4 separate regions of the Homo sapiens genome follow, and regions 2, 3 and 4 are each linked to region 1. The links are chromatin contacts, found by Hi-C or POLR2A ChIA-PET in ENCODE. All regions are on one chromosome and are shown on one strand. The core of a region is the stretch at or near the end of the contact, and the rest is flanking DNA. Distances in the headings are between cores, read along the strand shown.

Region 1 (6,600 bases), core at 1,156-3,655:
GCACCCTGCATGCCAGCCTGAGCCACAAAGTGAGACCCTGTCTCAAAAAAACAGAATTTGTAAAATGTGTCTCACTATAAATGCTCTATCCGTCAAAAAACACAGCATAGGTGTCCAAAACACAGCATCATTGCCCAAAAACTTTATTCAGGTGTACTTCTAGGAAGGAAAATTTAAGATTTGAATAAAAATTTTCTATATTGGGACATAGAAATTATCAAATTTTGATAGTTTATCATCCAATTCATAAGAAATTCCAATTCATAAGAAATTCATTGGCCTTCAAAATGCCAATGAACATGGGATGACCTTAAAATCAGTATCTGGTTTGACACGCATTGTATTCACTCCCTAAAAAAGCAAGACATGCAACTTGGCTCTTCTTTAAAAGTCTAGGGCCAGGCGCAGTGGCTGACGCCGGTAATCCCAGCACTTTGGGAGGCCGAGGCAAGAGGATCACCTGAGGTCAGGAATTTGAGACCAGCCTGGCCAACATGGCGAAACCCCGTCTCTACTAAAAAATACAAATTAGCCGGTGTGCTAGGGTGTGCTTGTTATCCCAGCTACTCAAGAAGCTGAGGCAGGAGAATCAATCGCTTGAACCCAGGAGGCAGAGGTTGCAGTAAGCTGAGATGGCACCACTGCACTACAGCCTGGGTGACAGAGCAAGACTCCGTCTCAACAAAATAAAAAGTAAAAAAATAAAAGTCTGGGAATAAACAGCATTCTCAGAGTAAGTACACTACCTCAGAATCATCACCACTGCTTCTAAAGTCTCCCTTTCCAAGTGTGACATTCGTTTCTCTACAAAATGCACTTTAGCAGATGTTCAAATTTTCGTCTCCCTTTTGGTGGTAGTCCTTTCCAACAGACTACTAAAAACATATGCATCGCTTAATGCCAGATTCAGAAATGCGAAGGGACATGGAGCCACCAAAAAAGAATATAGACTGTTTTGTCCTGGATTCCTTACCACGTGAAATGGGGAAAAGTCGGCCACTTCAAAGGCCAGAAAAGTATCTTACTAGTGTCCTCGGCCTTCTTGTATATCCAAAAACCTCATCAATTGTTAACAACCAGAAATAAACTAAGAGGCTCCCCAAAAGTGACTTGGCACCGCCACCTCTTCAGCCACCTAGGCTGGTGGTGGCCTGCCGCGGCCACCCCACAGGCGCTGCAGCAGCCCCGCCACTCCCGCATGGTCAGCAACGGACTCCGCCATCTCCTCCGCAGACAGCTACCGGGCGGCGGCGGCAGGGCCCGAGCCTTCTGGCTCGGGGTGCAACGGGCCCCGCATCCCTCCCCATCTAAAGAGGCAAGGCGACCCCCAGCCTCCCCACACTGGCGCCGCGTTCCCGAGCCCGTCTCCACGCCACAGGAAGTCTCCAAACACTGCGGCAGACAGGCGGCTGCAGGCCAGGGGAGAAGAGGGCGCTCCACTCTCCCAAACCCACCCCCGTGGCCCCGGGAACCCCGGGAAGGGCGCGCACCGCCCCCGCCCCCGCCCCCGCCCCCACCCCGGCCCAGATCTCGAGGGCGCGGCCGCCGCCCTGCCCCGCCCCGCCCCGCCGAGTCAGCAGACCCCGGCCCCAGGCGCAGGCGGCGGCCGAATGACACTTGAGAGAGTGAGAGCGGAATCACATGACAGTCCGGGCCACACGCACTTTCTCCCACATGCGCGGCCCACACCCCCCGCGCCCCGCCGCGGACCCTCCGCGTCCCTCCCGCGGCCGCGGCACGGGGCGGGGGCGCCGGCGGTTGCGGCCCAGGTGGGGGCGGCGGTGACCGTTGGGCGCAGGCCGGCGCGCCCCGGCGGGCGGTTGGGTGTTTACCTTGATGCACCGCGACGCTGCAGCCGTGCCCGTCGCAATAAACCAGCGGGTTCTCGGCCCAGCCTCTCTCGTCTGAGCAAACGCAACAGCCTCCAATCATCTCCTTCATACTATGGGAGACCTCGTCCTCCAGTGACACGGGCCGGTCGCTAGAGACCATCTAAGAGGGAGTTGGGGGGACCATTAAAAAACACATGCAAGCCGATTAGTGCTTCCCCCCCACACAGCCCCCCGAGCCCGCCCCGGCGCCCCCCGCCCGGCCCGGCAGCCCACCGCTCGCTCACTCGGGCTTTGCCGCTCAGTCACTCACGTTCCGCACAGGAGTCAGGAGCCATGTCCTTGCTGATTCCCCCCACCTCCCCTCCACCGCCTCCTCCGCCTCCTCCTCCTCCTCAGCGTCTTCCCTCCCCACCTCCACCCGGCCGCTAACGCGGGCGCCCGGAGAGGGCACACATAATCAAGAGGGCCTCCGCACAGGCGCACTGGGGGGAGGGGGGGCTCCCGCTGGGCCAGGGGCAGCGAGGGAGGGGAAGGGGGCTGCGCTTCCTCCTCGGAGCGTCACTTGGCGTGCGCGCCCGTCCTGCGGCCGGCGTGAGGGAGGAGGCCTGGGCGAGGCTAGCCCTGCGTGCGCGCTGCCGCGGCCTGTTGGCTGCCCCCGGCCTACCTCCGGGGCCCCGTCCCCCTCCCCCGCGCCGCTCGCCGCCGCCGAGGTGTGCTGGGGGTGGGCGCGAGGGGAGCCGGCGGCGCGCGGAGGCCGGAATGAACGGGCGCGGGGGCGCGCACGCGGGGGCGGGGACGTTAGGGCCGCCCTCTGCAGCGCTGGTGGCGCGGGCCGCGTGTGAGCGTCGGGAAGAGGCCTGGGAGGTGGCGGGGGAGGTGGACGCCCAGGGCTGGGAAGGGGTTTTCTCAGAATCGCCAGAGGGGAGTCCCCGGGGGCATCATCTCCGTGCCCTGGGAACCTACCTGCTGGCCTTTTCCTCCAAGACTGGCCCGTGGAAAACGAGGGTGGGGCGAGTGTGCCAGCTTCCATGAAGGGTGTAATGAAGCATGGCTTCCTGCAGTTGGCCGCGCTAACTTCACAGTGCTGCCGCAGCCACTCCACCCATTAAATTCACGTCCTGGACTCTTCCCAAAGTTCACCCGCTGGAAGTCCTACCAAATCTGCCGCCCATTTTCGCACTACGTGGGCCCCAATGACAAACGAAAGTGTATTCCAGGCTGAAGGTCAAAAGCCTGTGTTAGGGCTGCACTCGGAGAGGGAACGCCAAGGCGCCCCTCAGCTCGGTGTGCAGGACAAATGGTGGTTTATCCGGAATTAGCAATATAATACGATGATCCGGAAAATGCAGTTGTATTACACCAAAAGGAAGAAGGAACTCTAGCCCTCCTAGTCAGTCGCTAAAACATAATTAACGCCATCAGACAGTGGCGTCCAGTTTTGATGGAGGATTCCTCTGATCCGGGTCTTTTCTCCAAATTTATACTTGGAAATGTGAGGTCATTTAAAAGTGGCAGAAAGATGAGAGCTCCCACCTCACAAACAAATGGAAAATGGATTAGGCCTATCTGCATAGATTAATTAGCTGGATGCTGAGCACTTTTAAACTAAAATCTTCCACTGTCTGCCTATTCCTTATGCATCCGTAAAGCCCAATATTGATGTTTAAGCAAAAAATGTCTAATTAGAAAAGTTTCGCATGAAATCAGAATTATGCATAGATTGTTTAAATGACAAGCCCAGTTAAAAGGCGAATTCATGACTTTTGATTAATACCTTGCAGGTACAAAATGGTTCTTTATCAGCAATTCGCATTATAAATGTGCTGATCTGGAAGATGCACTTTCACAGTGCTAAAGCATAGAGAACCCAAGTTCTCCTAGTCGGTCGCCAAAAGATAATATAATGGTTTGGGCTTTAAAAGCCTTCTAAATGTTCTTCTGATAAAGGGGGGTTAGAAAAGGTATCATGGCTGTTTTTCTATTTCAAATTAATTGCTAGAAATCTGTGTAAGAGTGATAATAGGTATACAGCACAATGAGAGCATATATAGCAAATTCAGATGTTTTAAAAGCTGAGATATACAAAGTAATGGCAATTAAAATATACACTAAAACAATGAGAATTCACATAGTGCATTTAGAAAAGGTGACTACAAGACTACATAATATGAATTCTTTTTTGGGATGTGACAACAATTAATACATTTCTGGATATATAATAATTATATTTTTTAACTACCTTAAAAATTTATGAAACTAAAACGGGCTTCAAACAAAACTATACTGTCTTGTGTATCTTAACCATATATTTTATCTTCACCCTTATACAAAGGATACCAGCTCAATATCCAAGTCCTGTTCAGACTCTTACTATAGAGCAATTCTGAGTTAAAAATCAGTGTGAAACTTCCCCTCCCAAACACTGCAGCCAAGCCTTAATGCATTAAATTATTTAAAAACACATTTGTTTTATTTTTAATGCATTGGAGCTTAGTTCTTGTGAAGGAATTAATTTGTATGTAAAGAAGGATGGGTACCTTGCCCTATTCTTTAACACTTAAAACAAATGTAAGTAAACACTTGCTATTTCCTAAACAAAACAAAAAAAATGTATCATTTGTAAGAGGTTTCAGAAATTTTTAAAAATAGGGAAAATGTATTATTTCATAACAGCCTGTATATAAACAATAGTATCTGAAACAAATTTTGTTAAAGATGTATACATAAGTGTTCACAAAATATAATTCAAATTATTTAAAACTGATTTTAACATATGTTGAGTATGAAAATTATAAGAAAAAACATGAGTGTAAATAACTCATTTTCATTTTAACTTGTACCAGATATCAAACTTTTTCTTGTATATCTGAAGTATAATATTTTGTATATTTCTATAAAATGTTAAGTGAAAAGGAAGAAAAGCAGACAGTATAAAACAGTAAAACAGTTCAAATACACAATTAATTATTCATTCAGTAAATATTTATTCAACATTTACTGTGTACTGGGGACTGTTTTGGATATGGGGAATATAGCAGTGAGAAAGTTGTATTTGTCCTTTGTGAGACATATATATATATATATATATATATATATATATATAGTCATATATGTAACAATTGGCTGAATATGCTAATTTTCCTACCTCAAAATGGATAAAACTTGTAATTACATTGGCAGAATTGTTAAAGTTCAAGTATGCTTTTTAAAATACATAGCAATATAAAAATAAATTACCATAGGAGTTATAAAATAACTTTGTGAAAAAGAACAATTTCAACTGTAAAATGTTACCCTAAATTTTTATTTTATATTCTCAAAATATCCTTCAAAAAAGTGTATGTAGTACCTCTAGAATAAAATGAAACCCTGTTGTCTCTAAACATTGCTTCACATAACAGCAGCTAACTCAGTACTAGCTCATCTGTTTCTCCAAACTAATCATCTGAGGCAAACCACAAAAAACTCAAGTAAAGTATTTTATGATGTAACCTCTAACCCTACTATAATGGGAAGATGTATTTTCGCTCTATGGGTAATATATCTTCCAATAATTTTCTTTATTCTTTAAGGTAGGCACCAAATTTCTGTATTTGCTTTTCCATAATTATTTACATAAGTAGATATTATGAAAGAAATATTTAAAACCATATTCATTTCAGAGGTTAGTACTATTCATATTTATCTCCTTTGTAAATTAAAGTTTTATTTGCCTTCTGTTTGCGCATATTATATTTAGTCTATTGTACCCATTGTCAAGGTATATATAAATTTCTACAATGGGGTATAGAAACTGAGGTCTATTTCTACATCCATGTGAGGTATACTTCTATAATGCTGAGACTAGATACACTTTCCTGAACTCAGATTCTTGACTTCCATAGTGTGTAAAATTCTATATTGGCTCTTCGACTAAGTTTTTTAAGCAAAAAGCAATTAGAATTCCTGCATCTGCTAAACCTCATTGGAGTCTATCAACTTCTTTCTAAATAAATTAGTTGAAAAACTCAAAAAGACACTCTCTTATGATCTGTGCAGACTTTCAGATATATCCTCTTTTACATAGAGGAATCTCTGTTTTTTGTTTTGCTCATTTGGTACCCAAGAGTTTTTACCTTTTTCATTAAAAGTTTATTATGAGCCATATATTTATGCTAGTATGATTAAAATACTGAAGTGTTTCTGAAACTAGCTTTGTTATTAATATGTCACCATAAATGAGTATCGTGTCTTTATAGATACAAAACCACCATGGCACCTATATCATGGAGTACTATTCGAAATTTCATATAAAAATATTCTTTGCAATTATGTTTTGAATTGAGATTCTGTTAATGGCTTTTTCAAAAATCTATTTAATGAAACTTGTTAATCTTACTAGGTGATTATTTTTTACTCACCATCACACCTAGCAAGTGTCTTGCACATAGTAGGTCTAGAGTAAATGTTTGTTTAATGTCCTCAATTGGTGTTTAAAAGCTAATTACACTCTGAGCTTTATTCTTCAAAGTAAAGCAAGATTTTATTTTGTATGTACAATTGAACTAATATTTGTAAGTAATGATTAACAAAAATTTTCAGGTGAATTGATTTATCTGAAGATTTTCAATAGTTGAAATTAATATCAGTTTTTATTTACCAGGTAGTTTAGACTTGACTATTCTAAATAGCCCTCAAATGTTTACCACCTTTTCATGTAACAGTCATCATTTTATTACAAAACAATCTCCAACTTAGAATCAATTATAATTAATATTGTTTTTAGATA
Region 2 (6,600 bases), core at 1,537-4,036, 200 kb after region 1:
CACTCAGGGGTTATGCTTCTTTCATTGACAAAGACTTTTGTTTTTTTTTTTTTTTTTTTTTGGAGGCAGAGTCTCCTCCTGTTGCCGAGGCTGGAGTGCAGTGGCAAGATCTCAGCTCACTGCAACCTCTGCCTCCTGGGTTCAAGTGATTCTCCTGCCTCAGCCTCCTGAGTAGCTGGGATTACAGGCACGTGCCACTGTGCCTGGCTAATTTTTGTGTTTTTAGTAGAGATGGGGTTGCACTGTGTTGGCCAGGCAGGTCTTGAACTCCTGACCTCATGATCTGCCCACCTTGGTCTCCCAAAGTGCTGGGATTACAAGCGTGAGCCACCGGGCCCGGCCAAGACTGTTATTTTATCTGCAGCTACACGAAGAAACAATTGCAGCTCTAGCACTCAGCCGGATTAATCACAGATATGTGATCCCTGCACACCAGCACACTGCCTTCTTGAACAGGGCAACTTTGAATTAACATCAGAATGAGATCAAGTAACATCACTAATTATGATTCATAACAAACTTCTACCCATTATTAGAAAGGAAATGCCAACGCCTGACCATTCTTAAAACTATTATTTTATTTTATATTTTTTGAGACCGTGTTTTGCTCTTGTTGCCCTGGCTAGAGTGCAATGGCGCGATTTCGACTCACCACAATCTCCGCCTTCCCGGTTCAAGTGATTCTCCTGCCTCAGCCTCCTGAGTAGCTGGGATTACAGGCATGAGCCACCACGCCTGGCTAATTTTTTGTATTTTTAGTAGAGACGGGGGTTTCTCCATGTTGGTCAGGCTGGTCTTGAACTCCCGGCCTCAGGTGATCCGCCCACCTCGGCCTCCCAAAATGCTGGGATTAAAGGCGTAAGCCACTGTGCCCGGCCCTTAAAACTATTTTTGACCTGTTATGAAAATAGTGTAATTTGAGAAGGAAGAGAGAAGCATGAGAATTAGTTTTCTGGCCAAATGATGTAGTATTTTGCAAACTGACTACATCTTAAAAATACAAAAAATAAAAGATAATGTTGCCGGATGCGGCGTCTCATGCTTGTAATCTTACAGCCCCCACATGGGGGCTGAGGCGAGCAGATCACCTGAGGTCAGGAGTTCGAGACCAGCCTGGCCAACATGGTGAAACACTGTCTCTACTAAAAATACAAAAATTAGCCAGGCGTGGTGGCATATGTCTGTAATCCCAGCTACTCGGGAGGCTGAGGCAGGAAAAATCACTTGAGCCCACGAGATGGAGAGTGCAGTGAGCCAAGATTGTGCCACTGCACTTCAGCCTGGGTGACAGAGGGAGACTCTGTCTCAAAAAGAAAAGAAAAGAAAAAAAGGTAATATTTATTTTGTGTACACCAGAGTAAATAGAGCCCATTTTTTTTTTTTTTTTTTTTTTTTTTTAAGATGGAGTCTCGCTCTGTCGCCTAGGCTGGAGTGCAGTGGTGCGATCTTGGCTCACTGCAAGCTCCGCCTCCTGGGTTCATGCCATTCTCCTGCCTCAGCCTCCGGAGTAGCTGGGACTACAGGCGCCCGCCACTACGCCCGGCTAATTTTTTTTTAATTTTTTTTATTTTTAGTAGAGATGGGGTTTCACCGTGTTAGCCAGGATGGTCTTGATCTCCTGACCTCGTGATCTGCCTACCTTGGCCTCCCAAAGTGCTGGGATTACAGGCGTGAGCCACCGTGCCTGGCCCCAATAGAGCACAATTTTTATATAGAATTTTTTATTTAGGCTGGAGAAAAAGCAATTGCAGTTTTTGCCATTAAAAGTAATGAATTTGGCCCGGTGTGGTGGCTCATGCCTGTAATCCCAGCACTTTGGGATGCCAAGGCAGGCAGATCACGAGTTCAGGAGTTCAAAATCAGCCTGACCAACATGGTGAAACCCCTTCTCTACTAAAAATACAAAAATTAGCTGGACGTGGTGATGCATGCCTGTAATCCCAGCTACTCAGGAGGGTGAGGCAGGAGAATTATTTGAACACGGGAGGTGAAGGTTGCAGTGAGCCTAGATCGCACCACTGGACTCCAGCCTGGGCAACAGGACCAGACTCCGTCTCAAAAAAAAAAAAAAAAAAAAAAGTAATGAATTTGCAGAATCCATTCCCTTTAGCATGAGTTTTCAAAGGCAGACTTCAAGTGTGTTTACCTATCTGGTAGGTTAAACGAGTTCACATCCTTAAAGCTTAGGGCTGTGTTGTGGATGTACACTCCTTGAGCATGTGGGGAAGGAAGTTAGGCACTGACGTTTTTCCGGAATATTCCCTTACCCGATGCCAAATTTCCTATTGCTAATCCCTCATCCTGATCCCTTTCCTGGGGAGTCCTGCCTAATACCAAACCTGTAGACTTTCTGTACAAGGGATGTGGTCTGACAACACACAAGGTTTATACTTTTTAAAATGACACGAGGAATTTTTGTTCCTGTCTTCCAGCAGGCTGTGAGGAGATTTTTATCAATTTGATTCATCACTGTGAAAATGATCTCCTGATTGAGTTTCTTTTGAATTTTTGAAATGGTTAATGAATAAATTGATCTTTTTAATTTTTTTTTTTTTTTTTTTTTGAGACAGGGTCTTGCTCTGTCACCCAGGCTGGAGTGCAGTGGCATGATCATAGCTCACTGTAGCCTCAACCTCCTGGGTTTAAGGGTTTAAGCGACCCTCCCATCTCAGCCTCCTGGATAGCTGGGACTACAAGCATGCACCGCCAAGTCCAGCTAATTTTTTAAATTTTTTGTAGAGACGGGTCTTGCTACGTTGCCCAGGCTAGTCTCAAACCTCTGGGCTCAAGTGATCCTTCCACTGTGGCCTCTCAAAGTGCTGGGACTACAAGCATGAGTCACCATGCCCAGCTGCTTTTTGTTTGTTTAATATTGGAGAGATGTTGCCATAGTTATTTCTTGATTTTCCACACACAGCTTCTGTGTGCTGTGACCTTACTCATGGCAATTCAGTTTCTTATTATACCTTAAGGACAGTGGTACCTTCCTCATTTAGTTTTGTTCAAGATAATACTGTTTGTCCTTAAAGAATGTTTTGAAGATGTACTTTTATAGAACTGCACTCCCACATTATTTCTTGTCTTTTCGCATGATTCTGTGTATTTGCTTCCATTTTCCTGGGACCTTCCTCCAACCTAAATCTTTGGTACTACATTTTTCCTTTTTTTTGTTCTCTAAAACAAAGAGACTTTACTAATCATTAGGAAAACGCGAATCAAAACCACAGTGGTAGCAAGGCGTGGTGGCTTATGCCTGTAATCCCAGCACTTTGGGAGGTCGAGGCAGGTGGATCACTTGAGGTCAGGAGTTTGAGACCAGCCTGGCAACATGGTGAAACCCCATCTCTACTAAAATACAAAAATTAGCTGGGCTTGATGGCGCACACCTGTAATCCCAGCTACTCGGGAGGCTGAGGCAGGAGAATTGCTTTAACTCAGGAGGTGGAGGTTGCAGTGAGCTGAGATTGCGCCACTGCACTCCAGCCTGGGTGACAGAGTGAGACTCCATCTCTAAAAAAAAAACCGAGCTCCTCTGTCCAGCTCATGGGAAAGGTGAATTTCTGGATTGCTCCACTGCACTCCAGCCTGGGCAACAGAGCAAGACTGTGTTTCAAAACAAAACAAAACACAATCAATGATATACCACTTTCACATCCATTAGGATAGGATGGCTTTAAAAAAAGAAAAAAGAAAAACCCCAGAAAGTAATAAATGCTGGTGAGGGTGGGGACAAATTGGAACCCTTGCATATTGCTGGTGGGAATGCAAAATGGTGTAGCCACTGTGGAAAACATGAAGGTGCTTCCTCAAAAAAGTAAATATACTATCACCATGTGATCCAGCCATTCTTTTGGGCATACACCCAAAAGTACTGCAAGGAGGTTCTTTTAGCGACATGTGTACACACTCATGTTCATAGCAGCATTATTCACAATAGCTGAAAGGTGGAAACAACCCAAGTGACCATTTGCAGATGAATGGATAAACAAAATGTGGTATATACATACAATGGAATATGATTCAGCCTTAAAAAAGGAAGGAGGCCGGGTGTGGTGGCTCATGCCTGTAATCCCAGCACTTTGGGAGACTGAGGCGGGCGGATCACCTGAGGTCGGGAGGTCGAGACCAGCCTGACCAACATGGAGAAACTGTCTCTACTGAAAATACAAAATTAGCTGGGCATAGTGGTGCATGCCTGTATTCCAGCTACTCGGGATGCTGAGGCAGGAGAATTGCTTGAACCTGTGAGGCAGAGGGTGCTGTGAGTCAAGATCATGCCATTGCACTCCAGCGTGGGCAACAAGAGCAAAACTCCGTCTCAAAAAAAAAAAAAAAAAAAAAAAGGAAATTCACATGCACAACATGGATGAACCTTGAGGACAGTATGCTAATTGAAATAAGCCAGTCACAAAAGGACGAATGCTGTATGGTTCCACTTATATGCGGTACCTAGAATAGTTGAATTCACAGAGACAGATAATAGAAAGGTGGTTGCCTGGGGCTGGGGGAGGGGAGCAGCAATGGGGAGTTAGCGTTTAATGGGGGCAGAGCTTCAGCTGGGGAAGATGAAAAACTTCTGGAGATGGATAGTGGTGACAGTTGCACAGTGGAAATGTACTTCATGCCACATGTTACGTATATCTTATACATAACGTAAAATTTAAAAATGGCTTGAAAAAGGCAAGGAATGGCTGGGTGCAGTGGCTCAGGCCTGTAATCCCAGCACTTTGGGAGGCCAAGGCGGGTGGATAACATGAGGTCAGGAATTCGAGACCAGCCTGGCCAACATGGTGAAACCCCAACTCTACTAAAAATACACACACACACACACACACACACAAATTAGCCGGGCATGGTGGTGCACACCTGTAATCCCAGCCACTCGGGAGGCTAAGGCGGGAGAATCGCTTGAACCTGGAAAGCAGAGGTTGTAGTGAGCCGAGATTGCGCCACTGCACTCCAGCCTGGGTGACAGAGCCAGACTTCATTGCAAAAAAAAAAAAAAAAAAAAAAAAAAAAAGGAAAGAAAAGGAAAAAGAAAAAGACAAGGAAGACTCTTACATTGTTATTTTACAAAATACAGCCCTTCCAGGAACTGTCCTGTACTAATCTGTACTGTCACGGCCAGGGCTGTTTAGCAACACAAAGTTCGCGTCAGTCACCTCTCCTTTAGGACCCATCACCTCCTGCAGCCTGTCCAGAAAACTTAAAGGTTGGGTGACACGTGAAGATGCCGGACCCCTCGTGGGGATGATGTGGTGAGTCATCCATCTGCAAGATCAGAGCCTGACTCTAGACTATGCTGGAGGCCAGGTGAGACTCTCTAAACAGTCTAGCCTGCCTATTTGCAGAAGCAACAGGAGGAAAGAGGGAGGGTGGGGAGAAACTCAAACCCTGACTTTAGACGTTGTAGGGCAGCTCAGAATTTCCCAAATTCATCTGGTCATTAGAATCCCCTGGGTGATTCCAGGGCTTCGTCAGACCATCCAAGGGCAGGTGCTGAGAATCTGGTTTTGGTTTGCTTTGTTTCAAGTCAATGCTTTAGGCAATTCATCACAATCTGGAAAGTCTGGGAAATACTGGTGGGCGTGAGAGCATGGGCTTGATTTCTTTATAAAAGGAGTGAAACCTGGGAAGTGCGAGGGGGCCTGTTGTGCTCAGATGTGGTGCTGCTGCTATTGCAATGAAGGTGGCAGTCAGGATGTGTCCCTTAGAATGGGAGGAGTTGCTTGCCTGGTGTGCTTAGAGGAAAAACTACATGGAAAAGCAGAGGACTGGTAACTGACTGAGGTTGTCCCTGCGGTCCTTTGCCCCCACTGTTTTTTTTTTTTTTAATTTTAGTCAGGGTCTCGCTCTGACAACCAGGCTGGAATGCAGTGGTGCAATCATAGCTAACTGCAGTCTCTATCTCCTTGGCTCAAGTGATCTTTCCTTCTTTGTCTCCCAAGCAGCTGGGGCTACAGGCACATGCCGCCATGCCTGGCTATTTTAAAAATTTTTTGTAGAGATGACATCTTGTTATGTTGCCCAGGTTGGTCTCGAACTCCTGACCTCATGCAATCCTCCCACCCAAGCCTCCCAAAATGCTGGGATTACAGGCGTGAGGCACCACACCCAGCCTCCAGTTGTCCATTTAATTAGCAGAAGGGACATAGTTTCTTTCCAATCTGTTGTGATTGTTGTGACTTCTGGAAGATGGCTCTTTGGAGGAGTTGCTTAAGCTTAGGATCTTCCCTGCTCTATAAGCTCTTAGGCACATCACTCAGATGAAGTAATATATGTAAATATTTATATATATTATATATAAAAATATTTAATATTTATATATTAAAAATATTAAATATTATATATTATATTTAAATATTTTATATTTATATATTATATTTAAATATTTTCTATTTATATATTATATATAAATATTTTCTATTTATATATTATATTTAAATATTTTCTATTTATATATTATATATAAATATTTTCTATTTATATATTATATATAAATATTTTCTATTTATATATTATATATAAATATTTTCTATTTATATATTATATATAAATATTTTCTATTTATATATATTATATATAAATATTTTCTATTTA
Region 3 (6,600 bases), core at 1,517-4,016, 180 kb after region 1:
CTGATAGAATTCTAACCGCTCCCCCCAAGTAGGTTTCCTGTCTGGGAGAACTGCACAGTTCTTCCAGATATTAAAATTATTTCCAATTTAATTCTGCAACTCTCTCATGAAAGAGTCACAACTTCTCCTGTTACCTGGGATACATCATAAGCACACAATAAATGTTGGGCCAATTAATGGCATGGCTGAGTGTGCAAACGGATACCAGGTAACACAGAAGAATTTTTATAACTGCTACTTATTTTTCTCTCCCTTCAAAGTATAGCATGGTGGTTAAAAGCCTGGGCTTTGCAGTCAGACAGTCCTAAGTTTACATTTCCTGACACTTATTAATTAGGTGACATTGGGCTAATTATTAAGCCTTTCTGAGCATCAGTTCCTCATCTGTAAAATGGAATGACAGGACCATTATAGGGTGGTTGAAGATAAAATTATATGTTTAAGTATATACATGCACACATATGTGTTATAAGCTGAAATATGTGCTCCCAAAATTCCTATATTGAAGCCCTAACCCCCTCTATCTCAGAATGTGATTATATTTGGAGATAGGATCTTTAAAGAGGTAATTAAGTTAAAATGAAGCTCAAGGGGGGCTCTAATCCAAATGGACTGGTGTCAGCCAGGTGCAGTGGCTCACGCCTGTAATCTCAGCATTTTGGGAGGCCGAGGCAGGAAGATCACTTGAGGTCAGGAGTTCAAGATCAGCCTGGCCAACATAGCAAAACCCCGTCCCTACTAAAAAATACAAAATTATCTGGGTGTGGTGGCACATGCCTGTAATCCCAGCTACTCGGGAGGCTGAGGCAGGAGAATCACTTGAACCCGGGAGGCAGAGGTTGCAATGAGCTGAGATGGTGCCCTTGCACTCCAGCCTGGGTGACAGAGTGAGACTATCTCAAAAAGCAAAACAAAGCAAAACAAAAACAAAAACAAGACCCAAATGGACTGGTGTCCTTATAAGAAGAGGAGACTAGGATACACAGAGGGACAGCAGGGGCATACGTGCACAGAGGGACAGCCGCATGAAGAAGCAGCAAGAAGGCAGCCATCTACAAGCCAAGGAGGGAGGCCTCAGAGGAAACCAGCCCTGCTCACCACCTTGATCTTGGATTTTCAGCCTCTAGAACTGGAAGAAAAATAAAATTCTATTGTTTAAGTCACCCAGTTAATGATTTTGTTATGGTAGCTCTAGTAAACTAATTTTATATATCTGTATTTATATCTAGCTTAGTACAGTAGCCTAGCTCAATAAATGGTATCAGAGGAACCCACCCCCAATATTTCAACATAGGTTCTTTCTATCTTCCATAAGTGTTGGCCAGCTGAGAAATAAAGAGAAAGAGTACAAAGAGAGGAATTTTACAGCTGGGCTGCCAGGGGTGACATCACATATCGGTAGGACCATGATGCCCACCTGAGCCTCAAACCAGCAAGTTTTTTATTAAGGGTTTCAAAAGGGGAGCAGGTGTAAGAACAGGGAGTAGATCACATGCTTCAAAGGGCAGAAAGGAGAACTACTGATAAGGGTCTAACAAAGATCACCAGGCAAAGGGCAAAAGCAGAACTACTGATAAGGGTCTATGTTCAGTGGTGCATGTATTGTCTTGATAAACATCTTAAACAACAGAAAATAGCGTTTGAGAGCAGAGAACCAGTCTGACCACAAATTTACCAGGGCTGGGTTTTTCCCCACCCTAGTAAGCCTGAGGGTACTGCAGGAGACCACTGTGTATCTCAGTCCTTATCTCAACCACATAGGACAGACATTCCCAGCGTAGTCATTTACAGACTTCCCCCCCAGAAATGCATTCCTTCCCCAGGGTATTAATATTAATATTCTTTGCTAGGAGAAGAATTTAGTGATATCTTCCCTACTTGCATGTCCATTTATAGGCTCTTTGCAAGAAGAAAAATATGGCTCTTTTTGCCTGACCCCGCAGACAGTCAGACCTTATGATTGTCTTCCCTTGTTCCCTAAAAATCGCTGTTATTCTGTTCTTTTTCAAGGTGCACTGATTTCATATTGTTCAAACACACACGTTTTACAATCAATTTGTACAGTTAACACAATGATCACAGTGGTCCTGAGGTGACGTACATCCTCAGCTTATGAAGATAACAGGATTAAGAGATCGAAGAAGACAGGCATAAGAAATTATAAAAGTACTATTTGGGAACTGATAAATGTCCATATTAAAATGAAATCTTCACAGTTTATGTTCCTCTGCCATGGCTCCAGCCTGTCCCTCCGTTTGGAGTCCCTGACTTCCCGCAACAAAATGGTAGTCATTATAACTGTTATTTAACTTTCCAATGAAACTGCTGCCCCCTAGAAAAGGTTATCCCACAAGTCATATGCAAACGGTCCTTTTTTTTTTTTTTCAAGACAGAGCCTTGCTCTTTCACCCAGGCTGGAGTGCAATGGCACAGTCTCGGTCCACTACAACCTCCGCCTCCCAGGTTCAAGCAATTCTCCTGCCTCAGCCTCCCGAGTAGCTGGGACTGCAGGCACCTGCCACCATGCCCAGCTAATTTTTGTATTTTTAGTAGAGATGAGGTTTCACCATATTGGCCAGGCTGGTCTGGAACTCCTGACCTTGTGATCTGCCTGCCTTGGTCTCCCAAAGTGCTGGGATTACAGGAGTGAGTCACCAAGCCCAGCCAGCAAACTTTTCATTGTTTTCTGAGTTAAACATAGGCGTGCCTCTTGTCTGCCTGATCTCAAGCATCCCTGGCTGTGAGCCCTCCCTGATCTCCAGGGAGATATCTTTGCTCCTCCTCTGGGATTGGGGTCTGCCTATGCTGTTTCTCAGTTGCCGTCATCGTCTGTCTCCATAACCATCTCTCTCACCGAACCAGGCTTTGTGCATCTTTGTATTCTGGGTACCCAGCGCAGCATGTCAGGAAATTCAATTCAATAAACTGAGAAATAAGTTCACTGAGAGTTTAGGTTTATTTACTTTATCTTGTTAACAACTGCAATGATAACACTGCGGGTTAGGGAGCAACTTTCATGTTTAGTCTCAAACGTTTTCTCAAGAGTCGGTGCCGGGGCCTCCCAGCATTGCAGTGAGCTCGGGACATTCTTAGCTGCTTCAAACAAGAAGATATAGCCTGTTTAACTTGCCAGGATTCATGTAACAGAGGCCTGGTCCCATCTGGGCATGTACAAGACTTGCTTCATTTACCTGGAAATTGCAGGTATCTCTTCCTCATAATGAGGTTTCTGAAATATTCCTTGTTTTTCAGAGACTCAAGCTATTAGCCAAGTAGGAGCTAGCAATAGCTCTTAACCAATGGCAAAAGGGTCAGATATTTCCTGTGCTGTTTTTACTGTTTATAGCAGGGCTGACACAATTTGCTGTGGGAAGAAAGACTTGAACTGTCATTATAGATTTTCTCTCCTTGTGTGTGACTTAGCAGGACACTGACATTGGGTCCTCCCTGAAGGTCATCTTGAACCGAATATGCGCCCCTAACTTTCCTTCCAACCAGGCAACAACGGCACAATTTCTTGGCTATATCTTGTTTGCTTTTCAGCAACGGCAAGCCAAAAGCCATCCCAGCACAGAAATAACTGGGATGCCTTTTGTTTCTTTGGCAACTGTTATATCACTCTTGCCTTTCCTTATTTGATGAGAAGGTAGTAGAGAAAAAAATGATAGTGATAATCTCACACAATATGTAGGTATTTTTACAAACCAGTCTTATACTTGAAAATAATTTTATAATACATCAGGAAAATATCAAAGAAAAATATAAGGAAAAGGGAAGAATAGGATTATTGTTAGAAAATATAAAATACCATACTTGCCTTTAGAGAAAAATTTACAGTGTAATTAAATGAGCCAATATCAAGGTGTTTTAATAATCTAAAATATTATTTTTATATACCCTACCACGTAAAATACTCGGCAGGGATCTAACAAATGAAATGTAAACCTTTCCTATATTTCTTTTACATACCATCAATATAGCTTACTACTATTTTGCTTCCTTTACTCACATGCTTAAGAATGAAGTACTATCCTAAAGCAGAAGAAAAATAAAGGCACATCAAACATGCATGCTGCCTATTAACATCTGTTTATTCTAATTTAATTTTTTTTTTTTTTTGAGATGGAGTCTCCCTCTGTCACCCAGGCTGGAATGCAGTGGCACGATCTCAACTCACTGCAACCTCTGACTCCCTGGTTCAAGCGATTCTCCTTCCTAAGCCTCCCGAGTAGCTGGGACTACATGCATGTGTCACCATGCCTGGCTAAGTTTTGTATTTTTAGTGCAGATGGAGTTTCGCCATGTAGCCCAGGCTAGTCTCGAACTCCTGACCTCAAGTGATCTTCTGCCTCAGGCTTCCAAAGTGCTAGGATTACAGGCATGAGCTGCTACCACGCCCAGCCTGTTTTAATATTAATTCAGTATCAATAAACTCAGAAAACTGATTGCACTAACAGGATAATGGTAATTTTCATTATATAAGGAAAGTACTTAATTATTCTATCTTGATCACAATTTGGAATAAACACTTGTCTGGTCTAGCAATAAACTGGGCACTTTCTTTAGCCAAAACAAACAAACAAACAAAAAAAGGGTCAGATATTATCCATTGATACAGTTTGGATATTTCTCCCCTCCACGTCTCATGTTGAAATGTGAGCCCCAGTGTTGGAAGTCGGACCTCGTAGGAGGTGTCTGGGTCCTGGGGGGGGGATCCCTCATGAATGGCTTGGTGCCCTCACCACAGTAATGATTTCATGCCAGATCTGGTTGTTAGGGTCTGGCATCTCCTCCTCCTCTCTCTTGCTTCTGCTCTTGCCATGTGACGTGCCAGCTCCCAGGTCACGGTCCTCCATGATTATAAGCTCCCTGACCCCTTACCAGAAGCCAAACAGATGCTGCTGCCATGCTTGTACATCCTGCAGAACTGTCAGCCAAATAAACCCCTTTTCTGGGCCGGGCGCGGTGGCTCTCGCCTGTAATCTCAGCACTTTGGAAGGCCGAGGTGGGCGGATCACTGAAGGTCGGGAGTTTGAAACCAGCCTGGACAACATGGTGAAACCCCATCTGTACTAAAAATACAAAAATTAGCTGGGCGTGGTGGCGGGCACCTGTAATCTCAGCTAGTTGGGAAGCCGAGGCAGGAGAATCGCTTGTACCTGGGAGGTGGAGGTTGCAGTGACCCGAGATCGTGCTACTGCAATCCAGCCTGGGTGAAGAGTGAGACTCTGTCCTAAAAAAATAAAAAATAAATAAATAATAAGCCTCCTTTTCTTTATAAATTACCCAGTCTCAGGTATTCCTTTATAGCAATGCAAAATGGACTAACATATCCATAAAGCCATTGACCAGGTGAAGAAAAATGATGATGGAGTCTGTTATCTGTCCACCACACTCTATCCTCCCATTCTTCCTCAGTATTAGAACACTACTGCGGATTTTGGCTGCATTTCCAGGGGCTACATTCCCCTGGCTCATGTCCCACTTTGCAGCAAACTGTGGCTATGCAACCCAGCTCTCACAGATGGAATATGAACAGAAATGTTGGGAGCAACTTCCCATTTACTTGATTAAGAGAAAGTCTCTAGCCCTGAACTCACCTCTTGCCCCTATCCTCGAAGTCTGGCTTGGCCACAATTTGGACATCCTTGGAAGTCATGTGTGGAAGGACTGCCATCTGCCACCCTGGACTGGGGACAAACCCACCTGGAATTCTTAAACTGGACTGTTAGATGAGTAAGACATAAACTTATCTTGTTTGAGCCATTGAATTTTTGGGTCTCTTTGTTACAGCAGCTATCATTTCCTCACCCAGACAGAGGCTAAAGCACTACATGTATATACCATTGCCTGGAGCACATAATCGTGCAAGTCCAGCACCTTAAGGTAGCGTAGGCACTCCCTCCTTCTCTTGCTTCCTTTGGTACTGTTCATCCAATATTGGCTTTGGTATCCACCTGTAAACCTACTTTTTTTCTCCTTTCTTTTGACCAGGAAAAATGCCTGCAACGTTGTCAGCCTCTAACCTCTGACTTCCAGGCTTTGCCCTCTCTTTATTCCCCTCTCACTAGCAGCTAGAGTATTATTTTTGAGGATGAATGAAAGTAGCCGCCTCTGGCTATGCACCCCAGTGACTCCTCCCTATAGCACCATAGAGATGATGTCTCTGTGGTTGTCGCGAAACCCAGACCTTGACTGGGTGTGCTGACTCAGACTTGTAATCCCCAGACTTTGAGAGGCTGAGGTGGGAAGATCATTTGAGACCGGGATTTCAAGACCAGCTTGGGCAACATAGTGAGACCCCATCTCTACAAAAACTTAAAAAAAAAAACAAAATCAAACAAACAAAAAAACCAGCCAGGCATGGTGGTGCACACATTTAGTCCCAGCTACTCAGGAGTCTGAGGTGGGAGGGTCACTTGAGCCTTTAAAAAAAAAAAAATCCCAGCTCTTTACTGACTCTATGCCTTCTCCACCCAGGGACATTTAATACACACTGTAAAGTCTGAATAGGCTGCCCTTGGGACAAGGGCCTGAGCAAGGGAGGCAAGGTAGACGTGCTAGGCTGAGGGAGCCACACCACCATGACGAAGAATGCAT
Region 4 (6,600 bases), core at 1,785-4,284, 160 kb after region 1:
TGGTGTCGTTCTGTTTTCTTACAGCTGCTAAATGGACATTTGATTATTGAGTCCTCTGCCCTAGGACTCTGCTCCAGGGAAGAACTGAGATGACAAATCTTTAGAGAGCCATCTCTTTCTGGAATCATATGGCTCGCAGCTCCTGTTTGTTGATGAAGACAATTGGGAGTGCTGGATTAAACACCACCCTCCCATTCAGGGGGTGTACACACAGAGAGATGTGGCTTTTTGCTCCCACGGTAGCCACGCTCTAAGCTGCCTTGTGGGGTAATTGGCTTGGTGGTGAGTTTAGGAGTGTAAAATGGTTTGCTTAATGGTTACTGTTGAGAGAGCACAAAGGATGGTGAAGGAAATGTAACTTACATTAAATTTTTTGTTAGTTCTTTGTCAGATATGTATATTGTAAACATTCTCTCCTAATGTTTGTCTTGCGTTTTTGTTTTCTTTTCTTCTTTTTGAGACAGCTCTGTTGCCCAGCCTGGAGTGCAGTCATGTGATCACGACTTACTGCAGCCTTGACCTCCTGGGCTCAATCAATCCTCCTGCCTCAGCCTCCCAAGTAGCTGGGACCACAGGCCCACACCACCACTCCTGGTTAATTTTTAAATTTTTTGTAGAGATGAGGTCTTGCTATGTTGCCCAGGCTGGTCTCAAACTCCAGGGCTCAAGCAATCCTCCCACCTGGGCCTCTCAAAGTGCTGGGATTACACATGTGAGCCACTGCATCTGGCCTTCATTTTCTTAATGGTGTCTTTTGCTGAGCAGAAGTTTCAATGCTGATGAAGCCATTTTAACTTTTTTTTCTCCTTTTATAGCAACTGCTTTCTCTGACCCACATAAGAAATGTTGGCCTTCTCCAAAGTCATCAGAACATTCTCCCATGTTTTCTTCCAGAAGCTTTGCAAGTGATCTTTGATGTTTAGGTCTATGATTCACCTCAAATCAATTTTTTTGTGTGTTTTGTGATCTGAGTAGAGGTTTATTTTTAAAGATATAAGTAGTTAGTTGTTACAGAACCTTTTATTGATATATGTATCTCTATTAAATTGTTTGTGCACCTTGGCTAAAAATTAGCTATACAGCGTGTCTACTTTTGGACTTAATACATTCTCTTAAATACCACTGTAGTAAAGTAATATAATTTTCCCAACAGTATTCTCCTTTTTCAAAATTGTTTCAGATTTTCTAAATTCTTTGTATTTGTATCTAAATTTTAGAATCATCTTACCAGTTTCTACAAAAATGCCTTCTGAGATTTTGATGGAGATTGCATTGAATCAACAGATCGATTTGTGAAGCACTGGCAATATGATAACAGTATTGAATCTTCTTTTTTTTTCTCATTTGTTTCTGATGAAATTACTGACCTTCAGTATTGAGTCTTCTAATCCATGAATATCGTATATTTATTGAGCTATTCTTTAGTTTTAGTTTCTCTCTTTTTTCTTTTTTTTGTTTTTTTTTTTGAGACAGGGTCTCACTCTGTCACCCAGGCTGGAGCGCAGAGGCATCATTATGGTTCACTGCAGCCTCAGTCTCCTGGGCTTAAGCTATCCTCCTGCCTCAGCCTCCTGAGTGGCTGCAACTACCTGCTTGAGCTCGGTTATGTATATACCACTTCCATTTGATAATGAATGCTGCTGTGCACGCCCCACTGTGTGGCTAGATGGGTCAGAAGGCACCCAGTTTATGTATGACAGGCAGTTCAGGTCGCATGGTGACTTGATGACCCATAATCAAACGTTCAGTTTCCACCAAAGCCCAGTAACAGGCCAAGAGCTGTCTCTAAAAATGAAGGTAGTTATCTGCAGAAGATGGCAGGGCCTTGCTCCAAAATCCTAGAGGCCTTCACTGTGATTCACCTATGGGGGCCTGCCAAAGGCTCTAAACAGCATCCCTATCTGCTATGTGACAAATCACTCAAAAATTTAGCAGTTTAAAACAATTTTTTATTTTATCTTTTTTTTTGTTTTTTTTGAGACAGGGTCTCACTCAGTCACCCAGCCTGAGTGCAATCACTGCTCACTGCAACCTCGAACTCCTGAGCTCAAATAATCCTCCCACTTCAGCATCCTGAGGAGCTAGGACTGCAGGCAGGCACCACCATGCCCAACTAGAGATGGAGTCTCACCATGTTGCCCAGGCTGGTCTCGAACTCCTGGACTCAAGTGATCCTCCCACCTTCGCCTCCCAAAGTGCTGGGATTACAGGCATGAGCCATCACATTTGGCCTTGTTTTCTTTTCTTTTTTTTTTTTTTTTTGAGATGGAGTTTCACTCTTGTTGCCCAGGCTGGAGTGCAATGGTGCAATATTGGCTCACTGCAACCTCCACCTCCTGGGTTCAAGCCATTCTCCTGCCTCAGCCTCCCAAGTAGCTGGGATTACAGGTATGCACCATCATGCCTGGCTAATTTTGTATTTTTAGTAGAGACAGTGTTTCACCATGTTGGTCAGACTGGTCTCGAAATCCTGACCTCAAATGATCCACTTGTCTCGGCCTCCCAAAGTACTGGGATTACAGGCATGGGCCACCATGCCTGGCCAATTTTACTTTTTAATCTCACTGTAATTGTGGGCCAGGGATTCAGGAGAGGCTTAGATGAGTGGCTCTTGCTCAGGATCTCTCACGTGACTGTACTCAGGATGTTGGTTAGGGCTGCAGTCATCTGAATGCTTAGCTGGGGCTGGGGGTCTGCTTCCAAGATGGCTCACTAGGGTGGTTTCTGGCAGGGCCTCCATTCCTTGCTGGGTGTTGGCAGGAAGCCTCTCTTCCTCACCATGCAGCTTGTGCTCTCATGTGGGCTAACTTCCCCCAGAGCAAGCAATCTCAGAGAGAGGGAGGAGGGAGCTGCAGCGCATTTTATGATCTGCCTTCCAGAGTCACACCCATCACTTTCACTTTATTCTGTGCATTAGAAGCCAAAAGCTAAGTCCAGCCCACACCCAAGGGGAGGGAAGTGAGGCTCCACCTCTTAAAGGGAGGATTCTCAAAAATGTGTGAGTATATTTAAAAATCACCGCAGCTTTTTAATATTGTCCCAACAAGGCTGTGCAAGAAACAATCAGGAAAGCTCAGCAGCATAAAACTGTAAGTGTTTATAGTTCATGCATCTGAGAGTTGCCTGGGCAACTCCCCTGACCTCAGCAGGGGTCGTTCACACCTTTGAGGATGGCTTTATTTAAGCAAGGACAACCTGCTTACATCAGGTGGGATAACTTCTGATACAGATTTAATTTTGGTTTGAGGTTTATGTCACCAGTATAATTACTATTTTAAATAATATATTACTAGAAACACATGAACAAACTTGTTTCTAGACATGCTAAAAATGTATTGAAAGCCCCATTTCATTCAGAATGAAATAATAATTTCACATGTGACTTGTAAAATCAATTGTCTCCATATTTACAATTTACCTTTGAGGTGATGATACTGGTGTTGTTATGTTTGTTGTTTTATGTGATTAACTTACAAATATCATCCAATTTTCTTTTCCACTCTATTTTACAAATAATCTGAATATATTCATTGACGTATATATATATTTGTTGTGTTTTGTTTTGTTTTTTAGAAGCAGTCTTGCTCTGTTGTCCAGGTTGGAGTGCAGTGGCACGATCTCGGCTCACTGCAACCTCTGCCTCCTGGGTTTAAGTGATCCTCCTGCCTCAGTCCCCCTGGTAGCTGGGGTTACAGGCATGTGCCACCGTGCCTGGCTAATTTTTGTATTTTTAGTAGAGACCAGGTTTTGCCGTTTTGGCCAGGCTGGTCTTGAACTCCTGACCTCAGGTGATCCACCCACCTCATTCTCCCAAAGTGCTATGGCTTAATAAATAAAATATTCTTTTTTTGAAGTAGAAATAATATTGTTTTTGTATTGCATTCAATTTTTTATGTATGCCTGTTTCATTTCATCAGTTTTAATCTTTGTGTTTTCATCTACAGTTTTAAAAATAGTTACAAAAATGCATTTTCTGGTATATTTGTATGTGTATTTAAAATTTACTGAGTTATCAGAAGAATGGTTTTGTTTTTCTAAATTGTCTGGCTTCATTACAGTAAGCATGAAAGATTTACATTTTATTCAATTTAAAAATGCTGAGAAAATGCTATGTTGCTTTGTTTTTTTAATTAACAGTTGAATCAAATTTGACATGCAAAATATCACACCTATATTTGAAGAATTGCCATACATCACTATTTTTCCCTTTTTCCCTCCCTTCCTTCCTTTCCTTTTTTTTCTGAGGCAGAGTCTCGCTCTCTGTTGCCCAGGCTGGAGTGCAGTGGCACGATTTCGGCTCACTGCAACCTCCACCTCCCGGGTTCAAGCAGTTCTCTGCCTCAGCCTCTCAAGTAGCTGGAATTACAGGCACCTGCCAACATGCCCGGCTAATTTTTGTATTTTGAGTAGAGACGGGGTTTCACCATTTTGGCCAGGCTGGTCCTGAACTCCTGACCTTGTGATCCACCCGCCTCGGCCTCCCAGAGTGCTGGGATTACAGGCGTGAGCCACCGCGTCCGGCTCTTCTTTCTTTTCTCTCTTTCTCTTTCTTTTTTTTTTTTCTCTTTCTCTGTTCTCTGTCTCTCTCTCTTTCTTTCTTTCTCTCTTTCTCTCTCCTTCCTTCCTTCCTTCGTTCCTTCCTTCCTTCCTTCCTTCCTTCCTTCCTTCCTTCCTTCCTTCCTTCCTTCCTTCCTCTCTCTCTCTCTCTCTTTCTCTCTTTCTCTCTTTCTTTCTTTCTTTACAGAGCCTTCCTCTGTCACCCAGGCTGGAGTACAGTGGTGCAATCATAACTAACTATAACCTTGAACTCCTGGGCTCAAGGGATGCTCCCACCTTAGCCTCCCAAGTAGCTGGGACCATAGGCATGCACCACCACACCTGGCTAATTTTTTAATTTTTAGTAGAGATGAGGTCTTGCTATGTTGCCTAGGATGGTTTTGAACTCCTGGGCTCAAGCGATGCTCCCACTTGGCCTCCCAAAGTTTTGCAATTATAGTTGTGAGCCACTGCACCCAGCTGATCTAATACTCTTTTCTTTTCTTTTTTGAGACAGAGTCTCGCTCTGTCGCCCAAGCTGGAGTGCAGTGGCGCAATCTCGGCTCACTGCAAGCTCCGCCTCCCGGGTTCACGCCATTCTTCTGCCTCAGCCTCCCGAGTAGCTGGGACTACAGGCGACCGCCACCACGGCCGGCTAATTTTTTGTATTTTTTTTTAGTAGACACAGGGTTTCACCGTGTTGGCCAGGATGGTCTCGATCTCCTGACCTCATGATCCGCCCACCTCAGCCTCCCAAAGTGCTGGGATTACAGGCGTGAGCCACTGCGCCTGGCGGATCTAATACTCTTTAATCCCGTGTAAGTGACACATGAGATATCCTGCAGCTGTACAATCAGATCACTCATGTTAAAAAGGGAGTTCTCAGCCAGGCACGGTGGCTCACGCCTGTAATCCCAGTACTTTGGGAGGCTGAGGCGGGCAGATCACCTGAGGTCAGGAGTTCGAGACCAGCCTGTCCAACATGGTGAAACCCCGTCTGTACTAAAAATACAAAAATTAGCCGGGCATGGTGGCAGGTGCCTGTGATTCCAGCTACTCTGGAGGCTGAGGCAGGAGCATGGCTTGAACCTGGGAGGCGGAGGTTGCAGTGAGCTGAGATCACACCACTGCACTCCAGCGTGAGTGATACAGTGAGACTCCATCTCAAACAAACAACAACAACAAAATAAATAAATATAAAGGGAGTTTTTTCCAGGGGAGGGGGCAGTGATGGGCTATTCTTCAGAAGCAGGAACTTCCTTCATATCTTAAAGCTCATGAATGAACAAGGGGATCATAAAGCATCAGAAATTGAAGCTTCTTATTTTGCAGATGAGAAAACTGGGTCTGAGAATCCAGATGTCCTGAGTGAGTAAAGGGAAAATTTTCACTTCTTCCTATGGAAGCCTGTCACCCCCCAACTCCATCCTAGGCTGAGGAAGTCTGCGTTCTTCTCTCACGGAGCTGGAGAACCTTTCAAGGTCAGAAAGGAAATAGTTAAGTTATGAAACAATCTGAGAGTGGAACTGGGATGGTGTGAATGCCTTGCTAGAAAGCATTAAAAACAGGCTGGTTGGCCAGAAATAGAGAAGGGCCTCCTGCTCTGAGTGACAGTTTAGATAAGATTTGTGCTTCTCCAACTATCTCTGGTGAAGAAAAATATTTAAAAATTCCCAGTCCATTGCAAACAGATACATTGTAAAATGGAGTAAAAATGAATGATCAGAAAATTAATTTATAAAGTAAAGACATACGGAACACAAGTCTAAGTTATTTTTTATTATTAGATTCAGCAGACATAAACTTAATCTACTAGACTGTCATAAATGTTTCTAAATGTGTATTCTCAATTTCTGGACTTATTTTGTTGTGGTTCAGTAACAAATAGCTTATAGACTGGCCCTGAATGAAGGCGACTTCTTATAGTTCTAACTTTCTGTGTTTTTACTTGAAGCCCAAACAGCTGTGCCTTGAATTTATAGAGGAATTCTTCATCTATACGTTAATTAAACACATGCATCATTTAATTAACCAAATGTTTAGTTAAAGCCTATCATGTATGGG

What was found. A loop is a pair of places that touch in the nucleus more often than their neighbours do. ChIA-PET counts read pairs that join two places held with the same protein, here RNA polymerase II (POLR2A). Pooled maps may share reads with other maps.
Region 2: a map of endothelial cell of umbilical vein shows a loop between it and region 1 (7-fold over the local background). The contact joins the enhancer-like site here to the promoter of MLLT10 in region 1. A Hi-C loop is called at or near these places in 4 of 168 maps with a recorded cell type or tissue (MCF 10A, PC-9, endothelial cell of umbilical vein and 1 more) and 5 of 50 pooled maps. POLR2A ChIA-PET finds 5 or more read pairs at or near these places in 7 of 52 experiments (A549, Caco-2, GM12878 and 4 more).
Region 3: a loop to region 1 is called in a pooled map, with 2.8 times the contacts of the local background. The contact joins the enhancer-like site here to the promoter of MLLT10 in region 1. A Hi-C loop is called at or near these places in 2 of 168 maps with a recorded cell type or tissue (PC-9 and endothelial cell of umbilical vein) and 7 of 50 pooled maps. POLR2A ChIA-PET finds 5 or more read pairs at or near these places in 6 of 52 experiments (A549, A673, CD4-positive, alpha-beta T cell and 3 more).
Region 4: a pooled map shows a loop between it and region 1 (6-fold over the local background). The contact joins the promoter of LINC02643 here to the promoter of MLLT10 in region 1. A Hi-C loop is called at or near these places in 2 of 168 maps with a recorded cell type or tissue (PC-9 and endothelial cell of umbilical vein) and 8 of 50 pooled maps. POLR2A ChIA-PET finds 5 or more read pairs at or near these places in 4 of 52 experiments (A549, AG04450, HEK293T and 1 more).

What each region holds. Positions count from the first base shown.
Region 1 is chr10:21,530,037-21,536,636 of GRCh38, reverse strand. It overlaps MLLT10 (MLLT10 histone lysine methyltransferase DOT1L cofactor), which reads right to left and starts at 2,405. Exons shown (of 23, transcript NM_001195626.3): 1 at 2,117-2,405; 2 at 1,833-1,992. The coding sequence starts at 1,992. RefSeq lists enhancers at 1-431, 695-1,407, 2,123-2,836 and silencers at 1,468-1,557, 1,698-2,037, 2,148-2,217, 2,228-2,757.
Region 2 is chr10:21,326,436-21,333,035 of GRCh38, reverse strand. No RefSeq gene overlaps it. Among named protein-coding and RNA genes, the nearest start is that of LINC02643, 43 kb to the left of the region's middle. Within about 2 kb of position 2,786, at least 3 of the 41 ENCODE cell types and tissues checked have a DNase peak (open chromatin) inside an H3K27ac peak, as active enhancers do; they include endothelial cell of umbilical vein, where a contact is called at or near this core.
Region 3 is chr10:21,346,822-21,353,421 of GRCh38, reverse strand. All of the region lies in intron 4 of LINC02643 (long intergenic non-protein coding RNA 2643), which reads left to right. Among named protein-coding and RNA genes, the nearest start is that of LINC02643, 23 kb to the left of the region's middle. Within about 2 kb of position 2,766, at least 2 of the 41 ENCODE cell types and tissues checked have a DNase peak (open chromatin) inside an H3K27ac peak, as active enhancers do.
Region 4 is chr10:21,369,384-21,375,983 of GRCh38, reverse strand. It overlaps LINC02643 (long intergenic non-protein coding RNA 2643), which reads left to right and starts at 3,034. Exons shown (of 5, transcript NR_155751.1): 1 at 3,034-3,089; 2 at 5,869-6,017. RefSeq lists enhancers at 2,750-3,044, 2,681-3,182.